Linked DNA regions of Homo sapiens: region 1 is linked to region 2. Evidence: chromatin contacts called from ENCODE Hi-C or POLR2A ChIA-PET data. All regions are on one chromosome and are shown on one strand. The core of a region is the stretch at or near the end of the contact, and the rest is flanking DNA. Distances in the headings are between cores, read along the strand shown. Region 1 overlaps CCND2-AS1 (CCND2 antisense RNA 1). Region 2 has its middle 59 kb from the start of CCND2.

Region 1 (3,460 bases), core at 73-2,572, 37 kb before region 2:
CTGTGACTTGATTTTTTTCAGTGAATAATCATCTCTTGGAGTCTTGCTATGCCAGTACATATACATCTACTTCATTCATTTTAAGTGCAGAATGCTTTTCAATAGCAAGGATATGCCAGAATTTTACGACTTCCCATAATTAATGGCATTTGGGGGCCCTCCTTCACCAGTTGTTTGCTTGTATACATAATGTGCCATCAGCATCGTCGCACTTGCTTCTTTATGCATTCAAGTGCCAGTGGAAGGAGAAAGAGCTTGAAGTCCTGATTCTATCAATTAAGTGGTCCAAGAAAGAGAATGAGCATCTTGAGGTCTCCATCTTCAACAGCCTTACAGTCTGGAGGGAAGCAGACACACACACAGCTTTTACTTAGGGAGACGGGGGTCAATTGAAGGTTAAGGGAGTGCAAAAAGAGGGAGACTGAGGGGTTCAGTCGAGGGGATGACTGAGAAGGCTGCCTGGAGGAGGTGTGCTTGAGTCCTGGGTTCAAGGGTTAAAAGGCTCTGATACTTGGTCTGCTAATCTTTCTTATCGTATCGTTGCCTGGCAGTATGCCTGTTATTTGAGTGGACTCTTCTTGGACCATTTGCTTGGATGAACAGTGGGCAGAAGTGGAAAGGAAGGGTGCTCTGGACAAAGGTGACAAAGCCCAGGAACAAAAGTCGGAAGGTGCACAGTGTGCCCAGAGGGCCAGGAATTGGGTGGAGTGACTGGCTCCTTGGTCGCTTGCAAGTAGCATGAGAATAGAGAGGGCTGGGAGATGCATTAAAAAGCACCAGGACAAATTTAGGTTTGCACAGAAAAGGACGTTTCGTCAGGGTACGTGAGGAAAGTTGAGTAGAGAATTTAGGAATGGAGCAGACGACTCTGGTTGGGATGATGAGAGCGGAGAGACAGATCCATGTTCTTTCCAGGTGCCCCAGCAGCTCCAGGTCTCGCTGAACCTGTTACTATGGCAGCGTCTATGCTTCACTTTTGAGGATTGCTTCTGCTTTGAAATAGCCGTGTGGAAGAAAAACTACAAAGTTTTGAGGGGGAAAAAACCCACCTAACTTTAGCTGCCGTTGTGTCTTCATCTGTAAAAATCTTCTTCATGTCTCATGGATTTCAACATGCAGTTTATCTTGGTTTGTTCCATAAAACATCAGATGCAACTTTAATGGCCTAACCCCAAAAAGATAACTTGGCAGCCATCAAGCATTCAGCAGCGTTCCAAATGCCCTCTTGCTGGAGCCAGCCTTCTACGGGGCCATGTGGATGTCAGGCACACACAATTTGAGTCACGCTGACATAGCTGGGATGCCTGGATTGCACTGGAATCTGGGGGGTACCAATCACAGGCCAGAGAGAAGCCATTGGCTGGAAGGAACAATGCCAGCGTGTTCACCGTCTCTGCAGAAGGAGGGGGTGTTGATGGTGAGGGGAATGACAGTTGCAGCCAAAGGAGCAAAATGACCCCAAAGCAGGGTGGGCACATGTCATTGATGCTGGGCAGAAGCACTCCAGGGGCTCAGGTCATGACCACACCCCTTTTCTCCTGCCCCACAACCAGAAAAACTAAGAAGGTACAAGATTTTCCCTAAAACTTAATGTACAGAATGCCCTGCTGTCTTCAGGTTTTTGGGAAATCCAGGGTTGACAACAACAGCCCAAATATATGAAGCACTTACCTCTACCAGGCACTGTCTGTATCTTACAAATAATTCGTTTAATTCTCACAACTCCTTAATGAGGTAAGTTTTACAATTTCCATTTTATGATGAGGGAAACTGAGGCTTAGAAAGATTAAGAAACTTGCCCAAATCCTGCAGCCAGAAATGGGCAGAATCAAGACATGAACCACAGTCTCTCAAAAGCCAAAGCCTGGGCACTCACTACTACCCTCAACAGCCCGGTGGCTGGTTCATGCCATCTCTGCCACCCTCACACAGCCACCTCTTGGATGGTAGAACCCTGTGTGTTGAACAAGTAGAGTAACATTCTAAAAGGATTCTTTTTCCTCCCCTGTTTTCCTGGGGGCTGAGTAGACATGTTTAAACATGCTGTTCATCTGACACTTGTTTACTTCAGTGGCTATGATGTGCAAGACCCCAGACCAGGAACAGTAAGAGGGCATGAGGATAACCCAGCGTGGAGACCACTCTGGAGGAGGCTGCAGACTGGAGGCGCTGTTGTAGCCAGCTGCATTTTGGAGGCTGGGTTGCCTGTCTTAGATCTCTAATGAGTTTGGTCATTATTTTTTCAGCCAGGGTTTTCTTCCTCCCTCCCTGTCTTCCTTCCCTTTCTCCTTCCTTCCTTCATTCCTTCCTTCCTTTCTTCCTTCCTTCTTTCCTCCCTCCCTCCCTCCCTCCCTCCCTTCCTTTCTCTCTTTCCTTCTATCTTTTATTTTCTCTCTTTCTCTGTCTCTCTCTTTCTCTCTTTCTTCCTCCCTCCCTCCCTTTCTCTCCTTCTTTCTTTCTCCCTCCCTCCTCTCCTCCCTCTCTTGGTCTCTCTCTCTCTCCCTTCCTTCCTTTGTTCTTTCAAGATTTTTCTTTCTTTCTTTCTTTCTTTTAAAGGTGTAAGCCTTTTTCTGGTTCACTACATGCCAAGGACTGCGCTAAATCATTCACATAAAACCACCAGCGTGCATCACCTCATTTGGTCCTCCCACAGTCTAACGGGTAGGTACTGTCATTACCCTCATTTTAAGAAAATGAAGAAACTGAAGCTCAGAGAGGTGAATTGATGTCTCCACCGTCTGCCTGATTCAGTACCCTGCACCCTTAACCACTATAAAAGAACAACATGCCAATAGTTCCCTAATGCTGTAAAAGGCACTGTTTTAAACGCATCCTTTATATCAACTCACTCACTCCTCCAAACAGGCGCAATAGAAATTACTATTATCCTTGTTTAATACATTGGGAAACCAAAGCACAGAAAAGTCATGTAATTTTCCCCAGGTCACCCAGCTAGTAAGTGACAGAGCTGGGCTTCTGTTTCACCGAGGAAGACATTCCTCAGTTTTTGTTCTGTTTTGTTTTTCACTTGAAATCCCCCGCGATGGCCCAGAGTGGAATGCCAGGGTCCTGAGAATAAAGTCTCTGAGCTGAACTGGGAAGGGGTGCCAGTGGCAGCTGTGTCCCCTACAGCTCTGGAAGGTGGAGGCGGTGGAGACAGCAACTACACAGCAGCCACAAGCCTGGGTCCCTGCCAGGGGAGACCTCAAAGTCCCCTCGAGGGTTGGCTTCTCTGTGCTGGGCCGTGCACAAAGGCGAGTCATGGCTTCCAGGAGGCCAGCAGAACATGGTCCTCGGGAGAGGAGAAAGCCCGAGGGAAGGGCTGATGGGACCTCAGCCCTCAGCTCTGAGAAGGGCTGCTCTTTAGGAGAGGGGATGTAGGTAACAGCTCCACCAAGAGCCAGGCAAGCAAAAGTAGGTTTCTGTTTGAGCAGCAGCTGGGGAATTTCAGGGAGAGAGA
Region 2 (3,613 bases), core at 411-2,910:
GTGTGCACGTGACAACCTCAGTGGCAATGTCATTAGAACATACTTTATTTTTTATTTTCAGTTTTAGAGGCAGTTTAGCATGGTAGAAAGCATGTTGGCTTTTGTAGCAGAGATTACTAGGGCTTCTCCATACCTGGTTTTCCTCTTTCCTGGGCACAGAGAAGTCTACTTTCCCAGGTTCCTTGAAGTTAGGTGGGGCCCTGTGAATGACTAGCTAATGGAATGTGTTTGGTGGTGATACAGTCAGGTCATCTTCAGCCCTAAGCATGGAAGCCCCTGCGTGAAGCTCCAGCCCTTTGTCTTCAGGTAGATTGACAATAGAGGCCCCATGTTGGGGTGGGAAAAGGGAAGGGTAGCTGAGCTGCCACAAGGAGGAAAACTACCCTGGAGATGCACTCAGATCTGCAACCACTTTTGCGTGGGTGAAAAATACACTTTTATTATACAAAGCCACGGAAACTTTAGAGTTTACTTGTACCTGCAGCATAGCTTGGCTTATCCTGACTTATCCAGCCTTTTCTCAGATTATCCTGGGTTAGAATGCTGATTCCATCAGCTATAGGCTGAAAGGTCAGGATGGAACAAGTCACTGAATGAATCTGATCCTTCATTCTTCGTCTTTCAAATGGTAACAATATCTGACTCATAGAATTCTCGTCAAGGTAAGGTAAGCTAATGTATTTACAGTTCCTTTTGCAGTGTCTGGAACAGAGTAGGCAGTCATAACTCATAGCTATTATTATTATTACTATTTGCTAGGTTTGATGCCAGGAATAATAGGAGGGAAGATAAAGCATCTCTCTTCCTTAAAGTGAACAGATTTTATTTGAGAAAATGAGCTGTGTGCTCAAGATAATTTAACAGACCTTACAAGGGATTGTTGAAAGAGCTAAACACACAATGGAGGGGCTACCCGCCTTCTCTCTGTCTCCCGGGAGCTACCTACCTGACACATCCTGAGTCATACAAGGACTTGCACTTTTTGAATATTCTCTAAAGCCCTGGGTAGTACATGTGAGCTACCAGGTCATCATCTATATCTGCATTAAGGCTCTCAGTGGCACTAGATGGTGAGCAGCTTTGGAGATTGACTGGTTGATCTGACTGAGGATCCACAAGCTCTGCACAGATGTGGGCTTAAGAAACATGGGGAGGCAGAGAGTCCTGGGGAGCTCTCGACGTGGTCAACCCAGAGGCAGTGGGATAAACCTGAGGACTTCCAAGGCTATTCCAGCCCCGAGACATTAAACTTCTCCAAGCCAGAACTGCAGAAGCGAGACACATGTGTGGCCATTTACTGAGTTAAGAAAATCTTCCCTTCAGCGTTTGGTGGGCACGTGGGAGGGCCCAGAGTAAAACGGGCAAGAAAGGAGACAGAGTTAGCCTCTGGGCCGTCAGAGATCCTGTTCCTGTTTTTATGAAGGTTCTGACAGAGAAGGCTCAGCAGGCTGGACAAGGGCCAGACCGCAGGGGCATGGCGCGGGTTGCTGGGTGAATGTTCAGAAGTTGAGAAGCTGTCAACGCCCTTGCTGGATGATGGTGATTGCACGTCTATTAAGCGTTGAGGGATCCTAGAAAAAGGGCATGTTTCCCCCACTCACCAGCTCCCTACCTCTGTCAAAGGAAACTGAAAGCAAATATACTACACAAGGGTTTCCCCAGAGCCCCAGGGACAGAAAATTTGCTACATTGGAGCACTGAAGCATGACTTTCAAATCTAGAACAAACTTGTCCCATCTTGAGACCACCGGCGCAAATCTCACTTGTCTGTTTAATCTTCTTTATGATCAACTATTTGCGCAATTTGGGCCAAAATCGGGGGCTCCACCCAAACGCTGCCACAGAACAGACTCAATTTCAGAAGGCACTTTCTTCTCGCCAGACCACTTGCTCAAGCCGCTATACAGCCCTCTGCTCAGGCCCCATGCCCAAAGATTGGGAAACTAAGGCCAGGGAAAGGGTGACGTGTGTGAAGAATGTCACAGCAGCTTAGACGAGGAACCAGGAATAAGCCTGACATAGCTTTTTAGACCAACATTTTGTTAAGAGGTTCATGCAGCTGATGATCTTGGTCCAGGCAAGTCGCTTAACCTTCCTAATCCTCAGTTTCATCATCATCTTCTTTTTTTTTTTTTTTTTTTTTTTAGACAGAGTCTTGCTCTGTCGCCCAGGCTGGAGTGCAGTGGCTCAATCTCGGCTCACTGCAAGCTCCGCCTCCCGGGTTCACGCCATTCTCCTGCCTCAGCCTCCCGAGTAGCTGGGACTACAGCCGCCCACCACCACGCCCGGCTAATTTTTTTGTATTTTTTTAGTAGAGACGGGGTTTCACCGTGTTAGCCAGGGTGGTCTCCATCTCCTGACCTCGTGATCCGCCCACCTCCCAAAGTGCTGGGATTACAGGCGTGAGCCACTGTACCTGGCCGGGCCTCTGGAGTTCTTAGGGACACACCTGCAATGAGCTTGGGAGGTCCCCTGCTCCCTCTCCATTTCTTTTCCCTTCTCTTCTAAACAGCCTTTGATGCCTGTCTGTTGGACAAGCTTGCATGTTCATTTAATGCAGGATAAAGATGTTGGCGCCTAAGAGGGCCACACTGTCTCATCTGTCCCCATTGGCAAATCTTCTTCTCCCAGTTCATTCCTCTTTTGCAAAACATGGATTATTATACCCATCTGACAAGGTCTTTGTGAGGATTCGAGAGAACACGCAAAGCCCGACATGTACTAGGCCCTTGATAAATGACTCTGGTGGTATTTGTGTGTCACGTGCCATATGTAATGCTGGACACTATACATGTTGGCACTGCCCCATCTCCTGTTTCCTAGATCTGCCCTGTGGGTGACAAAGCACAGGTGCCTTCACTTCCATGTGGTAACCCTTTACTATGGAAAGACAACAATTCGGTCCCCCAGAAATCTTTTCTCCAGGCTATGTGGACCTGGATCCTCAGCTTTTGTTCATGTGAACACTAGATCTCCTCATCTGTTCACACACCTTTGGGATGGGCTCAGATTTGCCAGTATCCCTTTTAAAATAGGACGCTAGGAATGAACTCTGTGTTTCATGAGAAGGATCACCAGGGAGGCCACCATGTTTCCTTGCAGACCCAGTGGAAGTTAATACCAGTCACACCAAATGACCTATTTCAGAGATGTGCCATAAGATTTCTGGGGACAGGAGACTAAACAAACAAACAAAAAATACATGTCCTCGCAGGCGGTAGGTGGACTTTGGGATTCTAGAATATTCCATTTCCTGACTTGGGTGATGGTTACATGGGTTATTCATCTTGCAATGATTCATTGAGCTAAGTGTTTTAAAATAGCAGCTTGGTTGAAATACAATTCACGTGTTATACAACTCGCTCATTCAGAGTGTACAATTCAGTGATTTTTGAGTATATTCACAGAGTTATGCAATCATCACCGCAGTCAATTTTAGAGCTTTTTCATCACATCAGAAAGAAACCCTGTGCCCTTTAGCTATCAGCCTCCTATAGCCCCATCTTCCTCAGCCCTAAGCGACCCCTAATCTGCTCTCTATCTCTAGAATCATTTTGGGGTCCGATGAAAGGTGAACTTTAACAACACGTGTCACTTATCCCATTTTATATAT

The links. A loop is a pair of places that touch in the nucleus more often than their neighbours do. ChIA-PET counts read pairs that join two places held with the same protein, here RNA polymerase II (POLR2A). Pooled maps may share reads with other maps.
Region 1: a loop to region 2 is called in a pooled map, with 2.2 times the contacts of the local background. The contact joins two enhancer-like sites. A Hi-C loop is called at or near these places in 7 of 168 maps with a recorded cell type or tissue (B cell, CD14-positive monocyte, CD4-positive, alpha-beta memory T cell and 3 more), 16 of 37 single-sample maps with no recorded cell type and 17 of 50 pooled maps. POLR2A ChIA-PET finds 5 or more read pairs at or near these places in 21 of 52 experiments (B cell, CD4-positive, alpha-beta T cell, GM12878 and 14 more).

What each region holds. Positions count from the first base shown.
Region 1 is chr12:4,250,641-4,254,100 of GRCh38, reverse strand. The region is part of intron 1 of CCND2-AS1 (CCND2 antisense RNA 1); the gene reads left to right. Among named protein-coding and RNA genes, the nearest start is that of CCND2, 21 kb to the left of the region's middle. Within about 2 kb of position 1,322, at least 2 of the 41 ENCODE cell types and tissues checked have a DNase peak (open chromatin) inside an H3K27ac peak, as active enhancers do.
Region 2 is chr12:4,213,403-4,217,015 of GRCh38, reverse strand. No RefSeq gene overlaps it. Among named protein-coding and RNA genes, the nearest start is that of CCND2, 59 kb to the left of the region's middle. RefSeq lists an enhancer at 1,708-1,927. Within about 2 kb of position 1,660, at least 9 of the 41 ENCODE cell types and tissues checked have a DNase peak (open chromatin) inside an H3K27ac peak, as active enhancers do.